Regions from separate parts of the Mus musculus genome. Here region 1 is linked to region 2. A link is a loop called in an ENCODE intact Hi-C map of the cell type or tissue named here. Cell type or tissue: heart. All regions are shown on one strand.

What was found. Peaks named below come from ENCODE experiments on the same cell type or tissue, not always from the same donor. Only the 100,000 strongest peaks of a DNase experiment are listed, where the experiment ranks them.
Region 1: it touches region 2 in a loop (2.2-fold over the local background); 2 of 42 quality-filtered maps call a loop at or near these places.

The regions. Positions count from the first base shown.
Region 1 is chr9:51,073,225-51,081,224 of GRCm38, reverse strand. Layn (layilin) reads left to right here and starts at 4,131. Exons shown (of 8, transcript NM_001033534.1): 1 at 4,131-4,339; 2 at 4,880-4,903; 3 at 7,080-7,377. The coding sequence starts at 4,255. In heart, a CTCF peak has its summit at 3,979; DNase peaks (open chromatin) are centred at 4,074, 4,804 and 5,234; H3K4me3 peaks cover 2,046 bases; H3K27ac peaks cover 1,698 bases.
Region 2 is chr9:51,148,853-51,156,852 of GRCm38, reverse strand. It overlaps Gm32742, which reads left to right. Exons shown (of 31, transcript XM_017313740.1): 9 at 51-213; 10 at 869-1,048; 11 at 2,420-2,594; 12 at 3,571-3,686; 13 at 4,331-4,450; 14 at 4,624-4,859; 15 at 5,019-5,140; 16 at 5,817-6,047; 17 at 6,703-7,038; 18 at 7,409-7,789. Among named protein-coding and RNA genes, the nearest start is that of Gm32742, 16 kb to the left of the region's middle. In heart, a CTCF peak has its summit at 4,251 (motif pointing right); no DNase peak of the experiment used is centred here; H3K4me3 peaks cover 457 bases; H3K27me3 peaks cover 2,140 bases.

The DNA of each region.
Region 1 (8,000 bases), 76 kb after region 2:
CGCATCATAATCATCCCAAACTCCTGGTTTTTGTTTGACTTGAAAGGTGTTTCCACAATGTATATATTTTATTTGTATTATGAATATTCAATAAACAAGAATAAAATGTCCTATATGACCCCTGATTTGGGTACTATCTGCAAAAATAATAAAGCAAAGATGAAAAAGCATTCTTAAAAGCTTAAAGCCTTCTTTTAAAAATACTCCTTTTCCAAAATGTGGTTTATGCCATTTGTAGAACAGGTCTGAAGCCAGAGCTGAGCTGCTACTGGGTCCATGAAAAAAATGGGCCTAGCTGGCTGTGTCTTATACACAGCTGCATAATCCTATTGACAGCCCACCTCTGGCATATACTGGAGAGCAGACAGTTAAGGATTTGTTCCTTCTACACATCAAAGCATCCTGTGTATACTGGCACAGTGAAGTATTTCTCACACAGGTGGCGATCATGGAGACTGACAGCAGGTTGTCAAAGTCTGAAGTTCTATATCATACAACTAATGTCTTTTTCTCTGATTCTACACTCACTGGGAATTCTTTCATTGCCGAAAGGAAGACAATATGCTCTGCAGGCCAACCACTGGTTTACCCTAGGATTATAATCCTCTGTGTAAACATATTACAAGTTAAGCAGCTGTCTTAGTTAGGGTTTAACTGCTGTGACCAGACACCATGACAATGGCAACTTTTTAAATTTTTTTAAAGATTTGTTTTATGTTTATGAATTTACTGTCACTTTCTTCAGACACATGAGAAGAGGGCATCAGATACCGTTACAGATGGTTATAGTCACCATGTGGTTGCTGGTAATTGAACTCAGGACCTCTGGAAGAGCAGTCAGTGCTCCTAACCGCTGAGCCATCTCTGCAGTCCCTAAGGCAACTCTTATAAAGAACAACATTTAATTGGGACTGGCTTACAGATTCAGAGGTTCAATCCATTATCATGAAGGCAGAATATGGAGGCATCCCAGCAGACATGGTTCAAGAGGAGTTGAGAATTCTACATCTTATCTGAAGTCTGCTAGCAAAATACTGGCTTCCAGGCAGCTAGATTGAGGGTCTAAAAGCCCACGTCCACAGTGACACACCTACACCAACAAGACCACACCTACTCAAACAGGGCCACACCTTCTAATAGTGCCACTCCCTGGGCCAAGCATATACAAACCATTACAGCCATCATCATCCAAACACCTAAAATCTGACTTCTTCCAGAGGTTCTGAGTTCAAAAAGGAGTCGAGTATCCACAGTCCAAAGTGTTTTGAGTGCTGGTATGCTATCAGAAGTAGAAAATGTGTCTTCAGTGGACCTGAATAAATGCAGATACACTAAAAGTATCATAGAAGGTACTAAGGAAATGGCTTGGTGGCCATGAGTGCTTCTCACATAAGCATGAGAACCTGTGTTTGGATCCCTAGCATCTCCACAAAAGGCCAGACATACAATATCAGCACCTACAATCCCAGTCTTGGAGGCAGAGACTGGAGGATCTGTAGAGGTGACATGGCTCTCACTAGCCTACCAATCTAGGCAATTGGTGAGCTCCAAATTCAGCAGAGACATAGTCTCAAAAAGTGATATGGATAGTAAAATAAGCACAAAATAAGAAGTGGAGGAAGACACCCAATGTCACCCAATGTCTGGCCGCCATAAGTCATGCATAAGTACACACACACACACACACACACACACACACACACACACACAAATGCATACATACATGTACCACACATACAAAGCACAGAAATTGTATTATAGAACATTACTTTCAGACTGTGTTATAAGATGTATAGGAAACAATTCTGGGTTTGAAATTGGGTCTTATCACCAAAATATCTCATTATATATGTGTGAATATTCCAAAGTGCAAAAAAAGCATTTTAACTGGTTTTTTAATTAACTTTGAGCTCATCAAGCTGAGGAATGGATCCTGGGCCAAAGAAATTTTACCAAGGAAAATAACGCATTATGAGTTTTCTTGTCAACTAGCCCTCCCACAGTGGCACATGCCTGAGTTGCCAGGAATAACAGGTAGTTCTTACTACAACAGGACCACTTAACAAAGAGTTCTAAAGCAATCTTTGGAGCTCATACAAGGTCAGCTCAGGTTCTGACTGATCTGATTCCAGGCTACTTGAAGCACTCTGCCAATGGACTGCATCACATACCACCCTCTTGGGGACACTCATGAACCAGTAGGATATCTGAGGCCTGCTCCTCTCAGAGAGTCAGACGATGAAAGAGAATAAGAACAGGAAAGGGGTTTTCTGCTGTGGGCTCCAAGTCCTGGTTTATTCCATTGATTAATAACTCTCACGGCCTAGGGAAACATTCTACTTTTTTAGTAAAGAGAACTCTATTAGCATAATAAAGAATATGTATCCTGGGAGGTGGGAAGTATTGGGGTCATTACTGTAAGCCACTACACTCAGTTAATTGCATCTGCTAACAAAGCCCCGATATGGACCAAAGTCAGAGTGTCAAAGGGAGAACTGAAGACACAATTATTTAAAGCAATGTGGTAGTTTCATAAGTGAAACAGATCTTGTAATATTAGAAATAAATTATTTAAGATGACATTAAGTCAAGTATAACTGCACATTTTCATACATATTTGCCTCGGCAAACCATCACAAAACTGTTATGGCAATTATTAATGCCATCAAGATATATAATGAATAAAATGACTTGCCAACGGACACACAGACACCAAGGAAATGCAGCGTTTCAAGCAGACCATCAGGTGCCACTTCTGTGTCCCACCACCACCACAGTTGCTTTGCTGGGGAGACAGTCTAGAGAGAATGGTTGGTGTGAGATAGTCTAACCGGAACACAGGAAAGGGTTGCCAGTCCCCACCTGTTGGTGCCGGGGTTCTGTAATCACACAGCTCCTGCTCTGTTCTCAGCTGGAGCTAAGACAGATCCATCCCTACTCCTGCTTTATCTCAGGCCTGTTTAGAACAAGTGTGTCAAGAGTGTGGAAGCACCTCTGCTTCGTTTCTTAAAAGATTTATTTATTTGCATTTTATGTGTTGTGGGTGTTTTCCCAGCATGTATGTATGTATGTATGTGCATCACATGCAAGCCTCGTGCCTCTGGGCCAGAAGAAGACAGGAGATCCCTGGAACTGGAGTTACAGTTGATTGTGAGCCACTGCCCGGTGCTGGGATTGAACCCAGTCCTATGCAAGAGTAATGACTGCTCTTAACCACTGGTCCATTTCTCAGGGCCCCTTCTCTGCTTTTCTGACTGCTCTGCTGAAAAGCTGGATAAACAGGAAAACAGAAGCAAACTGGAACCAAAATCCAGAAGGCAGTAACCGAGATGTGGTTTCTGCTACGCTTCGCAATACCATAGTATACCGGAAAGATCAATGAACTCTCAGCTTTCTACTTCATAGATTTTCGATGGGAGACTGGATCTACTGTGCGAATGTATTTGAGAACACACATGTAAACACAACTACTGTGGGAGTGTAAAGGGGAGCATACACTTGGGTTGGTTATGAAAGCTTCCATAGGAAGAATAGGATCATTCTTTGCAACGGGAGTCATTTTTCTGTCCACCAAAAGCTGAACTCCACTAAACCACTCCTATCTTCCAATATGTGCCCTACACAAAGCAAAGTGTCTTTCTGGTTGAGATCTGGAATACTCTAGCTTCTGCTGGAGGTCTCCCTCAGGCCAAGTCTGAAATGCCTCTAGTCAGTAGACACACTGCCTGCTTGAGAATCTGTTCCTCCCTTGCTCAAGTTCTTTCCCAGGTGCTGCCCTGGTCTGACGCTTACTGTGGTGTAAGTAGGGGTTTTGCTACTTTAGCCCACTAGAGCTGGGTAGTGATGAGGGCAAGAGGCTATACTGTTTGAAAGTACAGTACCCGCTTTCCACCTTCTGGGAGTTCAAAAACTAGTGGGATTTTTCTCTTAGGCAAACTCAGAATCTCCCTGGGCGGCTCTCTGCAAAGAGCGGCCCCTTCCGTTGGCTACTCCCCCTGAGTTAGCAGTTTCTGGAGTCCAGAGCACTAGACGTTGGGGGCGGGCCAGCCCAAGGGGCTGCCTTCCCCCGCAGTGACGTCCCAGGGGGTGGATGGGCAACCAACGACTCAGAGCCCTCCCGGACTCCGCCCAGTGCGGGGTCTGTGGATCCTTGGGAGATGCAGCTGCCTTGGTTGCAGTTGCTCAAACGCAGTCGTCTACTTGCCCACTTCTCTGCCTTAGTCCCAGGGTGTCGGGAGGCACTGGAGTCCAGCCATGCAGCCGGGAGCAGCGCTGCAGGCTATGTTGCTGGCGGTGCTGCTGGCCAAACCGAGGGATTCGAAGGGTCGCCTGCTGAGCGGTGAGTGTGTGTCCTGGGGGAGAGGGCTGGTGCCAGAGCACCTGGGGTTGATGCACCCAGTAAACCTCAGCAGTTGAGGACTGTCTTCAGGGTCACTGCACCCTGGCCCCTTTATGTAGTGGGGCAATCCCCAGATCCAACCCCGGACCCAATCAGCCTTCTTGAATTCTCTGCTTCCAGGGAGCAAAAATGCAACCAGCTCCAGTTCCTGGGGCCACCCTAGGTATCCGCAACGCTGGAAGTCAGTTCTCTCCCCGGGGTTACTAAGGGGTGAGGAGGATGTAGCTTGGGTGGGGCAGTTGGCAAACTTCTTCCAGTGAGTGCCCCTTGAGCGCCATGCTGCCTGGACCCTTCTAGTGGAGGCAGCCGATCCTGGATCCGCAGGGCTATGGGAACTGTACCTGTTACTCTCCTCTGAGGGGAGGGTGGCTGGCCTGGAAATGCTTGGAGATTGGGAAAGCGCCTAGTTAGCCAGGAACCAGCCCTGCCAGGCTCCAAGAGTGACTCTCTGCTTCCTTCCCTGTGTGTGTGTCACTGCAGCCTCGGACTTGGACCCCAGAGGAGGTACAGTGGTCCGACTTCTTTCTTGTTCCACTAGGTCTGCATGGGGCGCGGGGGTGGGGGGGGGGGTTGGGGGGTGGGTGGGAGGAGCGTGGGCGGGGAGCGATCGGTATCTTTTTATCAGGTTCCCTTTGGCCAAGAGGGATGGAGTAGAATTGGAATCTCCACTGTATTCTAGCTTGTGGGTCTGGTTTAAGAAATCTAACTTTGGTTTCAGGATTGGGAGGGGGTGTTTGGCTAAGCAGAGGAGCTGCTGACGCCACTGGGAGGGTTAGGGCTGCATGGCTCTGTGCTTGGTGACAGGAGACCTCCTGCCTGCCCTTCCCCTTCCTGCAAATGAGAAAAGAAAGACACTTCCTGAAGGCAGGGGAACCAGATGGGTCCTGGGCCTCCTTCCAGCTCTGGTACTCCCTAGAACTCACTAGCATACACTAGACATATGCCGCCAGCCTGGACCATACAGGAAACTCTATCAAGGTGTTAAGCTTTCTCTTGGCAGTCTGGCCTGGAAAGGCAGGCGGGACCACTAGTAAAAGCAACTGCAGCTTCTCTTGTACCAGGTTTGGGGGTGTTCAGGGCTCTTTGCAGTCCTCCAATGCCTGCATTCTCCTCTCTGGAACACTTCCCCGGTGAGAAGCCCAGCATCTGAGCACTCTCATCCGCTGGGAGCCTGTTCTGTTAGAAACCTCTAACAAGGCAGGCAAGTACAGGATGCTCCCAGCTCCTTGTCCACTGAGAGTTTATCAAAGCATGGAGATTTGGGGAGAATCTTGTATAGCTCCCTCATAGATAGCACTGTCTGTGGCCTTTTGGTTTGTATGCTGGACAATTAATGGACATAAAAAAAAAAAACCATCGTCTGGCTTTCTACAGAGCTGAAATCTTGGGGATATTAAAACATTCCAGAAAGTCTGACAATATAAAATCATTTACGCCTTCTTCCATGGCAGCAATTCACACCTGTAGCCTGAAGTTTGGCTCTTTCATTACAGGGACTGGTTTCCTTGTTGAAATTTGGTTTTTATTTTGTACCCTTACATCCAGAATCATGCTGTGGGCTCCTGTGGGTTAGGAATTGGCATTTCTGTATTCTCAATACCTAGCACACCAAGCGAGGGGGATTTACCCAATAAATGCTGACTGAACAGAGGGGTGACTGGGATGGGTTTCAGCTGCAGCAAGACTCCAGTCATCCAGATACAAGCTAGGGCAGCCTGTGCTAGTGAACAGCTTGCTACTTGCTGCTCAGTGGAATCTCATCCATTTTTCTGAAACAGTCTTCAGTCCTTCAAGTGTCAATCAAATGAGAGATGGGCTCCCAGTGCAAGCTGAGTCTGTAGGGGAATGTGGAGCCATCAAGACAGTTCAGTGGTTCTGGTATGACTCAATACTCAGATCTGGATTCTGCCTCTGCTAATGCTCCCGATAGTTTATGACAAATCACTTACTATGAGCTTCAGTTTTCTCACTTATAAAGTGAGACATAAACAGTCCTGACACAGAAGACTGTTATGAGAACCAAAGGAAATTATAAAACTTTGACCATAGCCTTGGGACATGGAAAGAGTTCAATAAACTCTAGCTATTGTCTTTAGGTTAGAGATCTGACCATCAGTAGCAGAAAACCCCACAAAAGCTCTTAGCTTCTGCTCACCAGAGATGAGCAAGTTAGTTCCACTGCATAGACAGGGGATTTCAGGGTAGAGGAATCCACAACTGACGTCAGAGTGTCCCTCTACACTGAAGGAAGCACTTCACAGCAACTCTTATTCTAAGTCCCATAATTTCACAAGACTCCCTAAGAGCATGAACATCATCTTTGTACACATCAAGTGAAGCCGTAATATTTTCCTACTTATTTTAAAATATAGAAATATCTTCATCAATCTGCACTGGAACAAAAACACAGATCCCCTACACAATACAGACATCAGCATTTAAAATCACTTTAACTTTGTGTTGCAAAGAGTACTAATTTTCTCTAGAAAGCCTGAGTGGTAACAGTCCAAAGATGGACAATCAGAATTCCTGCCCAGAGGAAGCTTCATTGAGATGTTTCTAAGTACATCTGCTCTGGTATACTTTAATGGAGAACTGAGACAGGTTGCTTTCTCTTTCCCCTACCTCCCCGACCTCTCTCTCTCTCTCTCTCTCTCTCTCTCTCTCTCTCTCTCTCTAGGGCAGCTGGTCTGCCGAGGAGGAACACGGAGGCCTTGCTATAAAGTCATTTATTTCCATGACGCCTTTCAAAGACTGAACTTTGAGGAAGCCAAAGAAACCTGCATGGAGGATGGGGGACAGCTCGTCAGCATTGAGACAGAGGATGAGCAGAGGTTGATAGAAAAGTTCATTGAAAACCTCCTGGCATCTGATGGTGACTTCTGGATTGGCCTCAAGAGGCTGGAGGAGAAACAGAGCAATAACACAGCCTGCCAGGACCTTTATGCTTGGACAGATGGAAGCACATCACAGTTTAGGTAAGCATGTGGATCCCACGGCGGCTGATTCCCTTAACATAGCTCAGAAAAGAGATGAGCAGGACCCATGGTGTCAGAATCACAAGAAAGTCCAGACAGAGCCATGGTGGCAATGCCAACAGAATGACCATGACCACCGACCAGGGCAGTATGACACAGGTGGCAAACTCAGCATTGAGTTGGGCCCAAAGTGCCCTGTTCAGGCGGGTGAAGCCCAGCCGAATGTTTTTCAATAGCATGCCATGTGTGAGGGCCTGTGGTTCTGGCTCTCTGACCCTTGGAGATAAGATAAGACTGTATTGAGAAACTAAAGGTACATAAAGATGGGACAAGGGAAGGACTCCAGACCACAGGGGAGAGTGATAAACTGAAAAAAAAAGAATCAGAGCCAGTATTTTACTCTACCAACTGACCAAGGGTGGAGACTTTAAGAAAGCTGCAGTTGGGCTGGAGAGATGGCTCAGCCATCAAATGCTAGGCTCACAACCAAACATTAAGAAAGCAGCAGTTTGTAGGAAACAATCTCACAGCATCAAGATCCTGATGAACACTGATAACCCACTGTCCACAATGACATTGTCATCATCTCTTCCTAAAAGATACAGGGACATGGAAGAACATTT
Region 2 (8,000 bases):
ATCAGGCACTACCAGCAAAAGGTAACATGCCCTACTCTCTCCACGCCCAGGGGCCACTTCTACAACACACTGCAGCAGTTTGACTGGGGGCGCTTCCGGGCCCTGGCTGAGGAGTCTCAGCTCTCTGAGCAAAGGCCCCGCCTCTTCCTGCAGCAGTTCCAGCTACCGGGAGTCTACGTCTTCCATCTAAACAGCAACCGGCATCGGAAGATGGTTAGTCTGTGATAGTATGCCTTGTTTAAGACCTCGGCGATCATTTCCCCCTCAAAAACAAAACAAAACAAGCAAACAAAAACCAATGACAGAAAGGGATTATTTGGCACCATCAAACGTTCAGGTTCTCATAACCCTAAGATATGGTTTGGGGTTCACTGAGGTCCCCATCATAGTAGCCCAGTATATGATGTGTTAGGACCGATCTGCTCGGTGGGTGTAAGCATGGTGCACTGCCTGGTTAGGAGCTTTGCTTATCTCTCACGACCTTCCATTTGATCTTCCCTGCCTACCCATCTTTCATCCTTGCACATCTTAAGCCAATCTGCACAGTAACTTATCCTTAGGAACTACGCTCTGCCGTTACACCTCTGGCTACCTTGTCTGTGTCACAAGCGATTTAGTATCTCCTCCTGTTGGACAGAGATCTTCTAAGAGTCCTGTAGACCAAATCCCAGAGCACATAGCCACTTCCCTCTATATGGAGAGTTATCCAATATGAATGGATTTCCCAGGAAACCCCAACTTTTGCCCACTAGCCCCCAAGGATGAATGGTTATCTGGTTAATATTGGAATGCCTGGGCTGCCTCTCTGCCTCCTGCCAGTCTCTGGCAAATGGTGGCACAAAGACTGAACAGGCTTCTTTCTACCTAGTACCTCCGTACTCTCCCCGCTGGGGGCCGGTGCTTTGTGGATGGGCCCTTTGCCATGACGACACCCAGGAATCTTATCCAGACTGGTATTGCCAAAATCCCCAAACCAGTGAAGAAGCCTCACTGGCCAGGAGCCCTGGGGGCGATGCTGTTTCTTCTAGGGCCCTGCCTGATTTTGTTGGTGAGTAGAGCTTACAAGTAGCATCTTGCAAGTCCCTTCCTTCCAATCCTGCTTGTAGGAGGCATCATAATAGCTGCCAAGATGGAGATGGAAGGAAGGATCAGAGGCCTCGGGCCACCAGTGCCATGCCTAACAGAAGGAAGAATAGATACAAGAACAAAATATGACAGATCTGTAGTAAAGCCTTGCATGGGCCCCTGGCCACACAAAGACAGGGCTGAACATTCTCTCTGGGAGGTCAGGATAGACTTTCCAGAAGATACAATCCCTGAGATAGACACAGAAGAGCACGCACGGTCCCTGTGCTAATAAGGGGGTTAGAAAGTCCAGAGAAAGAAGTATCTTATAAATCCAATCAACTACCAGCCAAAGCATTCAGGAGAGGCTGGGAAGATAGGTGAGTAGGTGAAGTGTTTACCTTGCAAGCATGAAGACCTGAACCTGATCCCCAGCACGCATGTAAAACTGAGCACAGCAGCACATGCCTGTAACCCCAGCTTTGAGGAGATGAAGATGAAGATACCCCTGGGGCTTGTTGGCCAGCACCCCTAGTCGAGTCAGCAAGCCCCAGGTCCCAGTTAGAGACCTTGCCTCACAAAACAAGTGGATGGCAACTGAGGAGCAACACGTGGCGTTGACTCTAGCCTCCACATGCATAGACAAAAAGATGCATTAACCTACACACACACACACACACACACACACACACACACAATGAATTGCATTTATACCGAAAAAGCACAGATTTTTTTCTCACCATTATTCTCTAAACAATACATCAGGGCAACTATTTACAAAGTATTTACATTGCATTGGGTAATATACATAAGTATAGATGATCTGAAATACATCACAGGGTGTGGGTGAGTTGTAAACAAATAACATGCCAGCTAATACCAAAGACTTGAGCATCTGTGGGTTTTGGTACCCACGGGAAGTCCTGGAACGAGTCCCTGTGGATATCAAGAGATGACAGCATTAGCAGCAATGTTTCAAAGACACAAAACACCAGTCTTTGGCTCTGGGGACCAAGTGGCTGTGGCTGGAGCCTCTGCCTCTGCAGCCAAAGATAAGGCTAGAACAGCTCATCTTTCTAGCTCTGCTGTGGCCAAAAAGACTAAGGAAGGCTTGTTTTCTAGGCAGCAGATGAGGATACTGAGCGAATGAGAGCTCCTGAGAAGACTTTAGTTTATAATACACAACAGCCTAAGGGCAGGGAAGGGTTAAAGAGGCAGCTACATCGAACAGGGCCTTTCATGGGGTAAAAGCAAAGGAGATGAGATACCCCCAAGCCAAGAGGGGAACTTCTCCAGAAAGGATACCGCTCAGCTTCCTCCTTCCTGCCTTTCCCCGCGGTGTGTGTGCCCTTAGATTCAGTGTAAGAGCCTCAGCTGGGCTCGGAAGGCTGCTCCACACCCCATCTTCAGGACTCACCAGCAAAGATATAATCTTGATGTCTACATGTCCCCAAGGACTGGTATGATATTAGTGAGGAGAGGCCAATCACCCCGAGACTGCGAGGTCCTCAGAGCTGAAGGGAGTCATGGTGAGTGACAATCTGGGATTAGATTCCAAGGGCCCCAAATCCAACTGGCAGGTTCTGCCATGCTTCAACTTCCTGGGTTACTCTTTGCTCAGTCTGCTGCCTAGAAGACATCATTCATCCACTTGTTTTCCCAGAGAGCATTTATTAAGCGGCTGCTGTATACAGATGTTGCTAGGCACTAGGAATACAGTGTAGAGTTGGAAAGAGACATCTGACCACAAATTTGTCAAGTAAAAAAGTAGTACAACCATGCGCAGAGAACTCAGATTAAGAAATGGGGCAGGCCACTGTTGACTGACACACAGATCCGGAACCAACGACCCTAGATTCTCGGGATTCCAAAAGAAATTAGGAAACAGGTTGGTGAAAGAAACCAATTTATTTTTAGGTTGGCCCAATCAGAGAAAGAATCTAATTTCTATCCACCAGGACAGTTTATAGACTATAAGACAGAGGCCAGAGATATGCAAATGTGGGTGTGAGATAGTCGACTGGGTCTTTTCTTGGAGAGAAGGCTAGTTGGACCCAGGCTGCCTCCATGTCTCTGCGTACTCAGTGCTTTCTTTACTGTCAGCATGGAGGGTGTGTTATATTCTTACAAGTTATGTTGTTCCACCACCGAGGGGCAAATTGCAGATCGTATTGTACATCCTGCTGAAGCTCCCCTTCCAACTGTTGCCACTCAAAGTTCAGTCAGAGAGCAGGGTTGGGTTTAAGTTGTGCCTCTAGAACTTCAGTATGCATAAGGCTTTGCAGCAGTGGGGAGGGAGGTCCATGGTCTTCTGACTCCACAAGGCAGGGGTCAGGCACAGCGTTCTGCATTCCGGTCAAGTTTCTCAGAAACACTTGTGGTCCATGCAAGCATCATGCCTTTAGGAGACAGACTGAATCTGCTGAGAACCTGGAAGAAGATACGTTGAAGGTGTGTCTAGATCTGCGTGTGGGGACGCTAATCATACGCCCATCCCTCGCACAGGTGGGACCTGGGAGGACCAGGTAGACCTAGAATGGTTTGACACAGAGGTCTTCTTTGGGATACTGCATCGGCAGTCTCTGACAGTGACGGCCAGTCTCAGCCAAATCAACAAGGAGGTAACTGGAAGGCCCAAAAGGTGCTTCTGTTCATGGCCAGCAGAGACAAGCAGGGCTGGAAGTGGATGCAATGGGGGAGGGGGGATGAATGGGACGTGGGATGGAGCCTAAAGAACTCCGGGGCAAAGGAAAGATAGAAAATTTCAGATTAATTAGGACTGATATTAAGAAACGTATAGACTAATTGACAAGGAAGGGAGGGAGGGAGGGAGGGAGGGAGGGAGGGAGGGAGGGAGGGAGGGAGGGAGGGAGGCAGGCAGGCAGGCAGGCAGGCAGGCAGGCAGGCAGGCAGGCAGGCAGGCAAAGCCAAATAGGCCTTAGATTCCTATCCCTGGTCTTCAGTGACAGACATTGGAAATAAGTCAATACATTAGAAGTCTAAGTATCCAAACTGGCCAGGAGCTGGAGATATATCTCAGTGACAGCATCCGCCTGGCGTGTTGTATGCATGAGGTTTGATCCCCAGCATTGACTTGAGGGGAGAACTTTATTCTTGCCAGTTTTATCCATTTCTTCCAAGTGTCCTCAGAAGCCGGTTCTCTGCCATCTCTCCAGATATTGGCAGTAGAGGGCGCTCTAAGCTTACAGTAAAAAGCTGGTGGCTCTTGGGTGGTAGTCAAGACTGACTAATTCCTCTCTCTCAGCTCAAAGTCCTCTACCGCAAACTTCTGAATGAAGCTGGTTCTCTCCGGCAGCTGTGGGGTGCTCAGCGTGGCACCTCAGCTTCCACTAACCAGATTCTAATCCAGAGAAAGCAACAAGAGGTTGGACTTTGAATTTGCACCTTCCCACCCAGCCTCTGTGCCCTCTCACAGTCCCCAAGCCCTGTCCCCTCCCCACCCCGTCCCTCCTCCCTGCCCCCGCCCCCCGTCCCCACCCCACCAGCCCTGGTGCTTGGAGCCCTACAGGTAAAAGGGGCAATGTGTCTTTGACCCAGGCCGCTAAGGCAGTTGCCATGGCTGCAGAGGAAGAGTCTAGGCAGAGGCGAAGCCTGGTGGGCGAGTATGCAGCAAGCCTTGCTCACCAACTGGAGCTCCTTCACCAAGACCTCTGTGCCAGGCAGGACCAGTGGGCCTCTTTCTACTCAGCGTTGATGGAAGCTCGGTGGCTGCTGAAGGCATCTGCAAGCTCTAGCCCAGAGACGTCCCCACAGCCTGGGCAAAGCCCTGGAGAGTATGTACCTGGTTAGCCTGAATCAGAGGGTGGAATGCAAACCAGGGAAAGAGAGTATGGATGGCTTCACAGAGTTCCAGCAGTAGCGACGTTAAGTGTCCTTTTTCCATCTCTCATTGTCTCTGCACTCTGACCGGCATGCCATATGTGTCTCTGCAGGGTGGATTCTCGGCTGGACACTCTGCTGGGCCGCTTGTCCCAGGCCATGCTGCAAGAAGGTCACCGCTTGAAGGCTTGGGGTTTCCTGGACACTGGAACAGGGGCGGAGCTGCTACAGGCAGGTAAGCACTGATGGCCTCATCAAGGACCTATGGGAACTTAGTCCGTATGTTGAAACTAAATCCCTGCATTCAGGACGTTAGGCACCTCAAAGACCTAAGTCCTTCCCCTAAAACACCTGCAGAGGCAGAAGTGGAAGGGGAAGGACGCGAGGAACCCTGGGAACAGGAGGGAGTTCCTGTTCAATGGCCCCACACAAAAGATGAGGGGAGCTCAGAAACAGGGAGGATGAGGAAGGAAGGCATCACAAATGACAGATTTGCAAACCATATGACACTTCTTGAAAATAAAAGCCTAGCAGATAAATGTGAACAGTCAGGTTTGGAAAATGCTGGGTTTGCCTTGAAAAGATATCCGTTAAAGGCAGAGCAAGTTCTAGAAGTTCTCAGCCCCACCTCAGTACCCACAAAACTTTCCCCCAAAGGACCTTTACCTAGCCTGTAATCTGAGGATACTGGACATTGCAATGGTGATGCTCTGTGCTCAACTCAAAAAAAAAAAAAATTAAAAAGTCTCTATCCTGGGGAGCACTACCCTGGGGAGCACCATTCTTGGGAGCATCATCCTTGGGAGGTTGGGATAAAGTTCCTGCTAACTTCTTCCTGTCTCCAGCCAAGACTCCTAGCCTCCCCAGTCACCTCGGGAGAGGCCCAGCAGGCAGCCTTTGCTTTCCTGCAGCCCCAGCAGGTCCTCAAGAGGGTACTGATGACATCATTGTGAATCCTGTCACCAAGTTGATGGTCCCTGGACCCAACTGTACGATGATACTCCCAGCAAGTGGCCACATAGGGCCCGTACCCCCTGGCTACTTTATCCACCCTGACACTGGGCATGTGCTGCCTGAGGCTGGACACCTGGGATATGATCTGCTGAGCTCAGGGCTGATCCCCATTGCTGACTCTAATGCTGGTAGGACCCTGGCCCACTTCCCAGCCCTAACTTTATTTTGGGCTTCAGAGATAGGGCGATGCTCCCTGGGGACCTCAAGAATGAATGCACACACAGCATGGCTCTGTCCTTGATCAGAGCAAAGCAGTAAACACCTGCTCCTTCACCTCACCCATGACTTCTGCTGGATTCGGGTGGCGCACGCCTTTACTCCAGCAGTGGGGAGGCAGAAGCAGGTGGATCTCTTGTGAGTTTGAGGCCAGCCTGGTCTACAGAGTGAGTTTAGTGCCAGAGAGGCTTCACAGAGAGACTCTGTCAAAAGAAAGAAAGAGGGGAAAGAGGAGGAGGAGGGGGGGGAGGAGAGGGAAGAGGAGGAGGGGGAGGAGGGGGAGGAGAGGGAAGAGGAGGAAGAGGAGGAGGGGGAGGAGGGGAAAGAGGAGGAGGAGGGGGAAAGAGAGGGAGGATGGGGAGGAGGAGGAAGGGAAGGACTGGGAGGAGGAGAAAGGGGAAGAGGAGGAAGAAGATGAGGGGGAGGGGAGGGGGAAGAGGAGGAGAGAGCTGTTCAATGAATGAGAGCAGGTCCCACAGCTGCTGTCTTCCATGATCTACAAAACGGGGAGTGGGGCAGAGGCTAGCAGATGGGGTGTTGCTAACACCTCCCCGTCTCCCTATCCAGGTGATGTCCGAACATCAGAGGCCGCTATTCTCCCCTACATGCCCTACCCAACGAATCCTGTCACAGGCTGCCCAGCAGATACTCACCTGCCCATCCTACAACCAAGAAGAGCATCACAGCTGGGGGCTCTCATGTCTGACCCCATCACAGGCATCGAGGTGCCTGTGCTTGCTGTGACTTTGCATCCCCAAACCAGGGAGTGGCTCACTCTCGGGGGAACATACTGCAGTCCTCTCACCAAGACGTTGGCCCCTTTGGAACTGGGGGGACCCATGGAGGACCCAGTCACAGGAGGCATCGTGCCAATCCTAGGCGTTGGGCTGGATGAACACACAGGTCTCCTGGAAACTATCAATGCCTTCCACCCTGTTGCCCCTGCCTGGCCTAGCTGCCCAGTTTCTCCCAGCCTCCTATCTTCCTCATACTCTGGTCAGGCTGAAAACGATACCCCATTCTCTCTTTCCACTCTACCTCTGCTCCCAACCCTTCCCTCTTCTTCCAAGTTTCCCTCTCCTCTTCCCCCATCTCTACCACAGTATCCCCACGGTAAGTTTACACTAGAAGTAAACCCGAGGGCAGCTCCTCCGTTTTTCTTGCCCTTGGTGCTGCTGTGGCCCTGCCCTGCCTTCCTTCTTCCCTGTGCCTTGCATGTTTATACCACCACAGGTCTCTTTCCCACTTAACCCTCTAGGTGTCTTGCTTCCAGGTCAGGTGCTTGCCGTAGGAGGGCTTCGAGATGCCACCGGGAGCCTCTTGATGCCTGGTGACAGCTTTGTGGAGCCACTGAGTGGGAAGACAGCCCGGCTCCTGGGAGCTTCCCAACAGGCAGGGCAGATATCAGCCCACGCAGGGGGGTCACAGGCCCTGCTGGATGCCAATGTCTTGGTGGCCCAGAGGCAAGTGATTATGATGCTCCAGCAGTGTCGGGAGACCACAGGATCCGGGGCCCAAGAACTGCTGGAGTCTGCCACAAAGGGCATGAGACAAGCCCTGGCCCTCAGTCTGCACCACATCCTCCAGCAGGCTCAGAGGCTGGAGAGGCAGTTGGCAGCAGCGCATGACATTGAAGTCAGTGGTGGCTGTATAGGTATGTGTTGCTTTGGGCCTTGAAATCCCAGCCCCAGAATGGCTCCATATTTCAGTTCCTCACAGCACAGAACAGGGCGCCTCAGCTCGGCTGGCCTTGCATATGTGTGGCCAAAATAAGAGACAAGTTCAGGACCAAACTCTTGTCAGTGGCTTTAGGCTGCCTTCCTCGTCCATCCTCCTAATTACTCCAGTAAGTCTGATACTTTGTG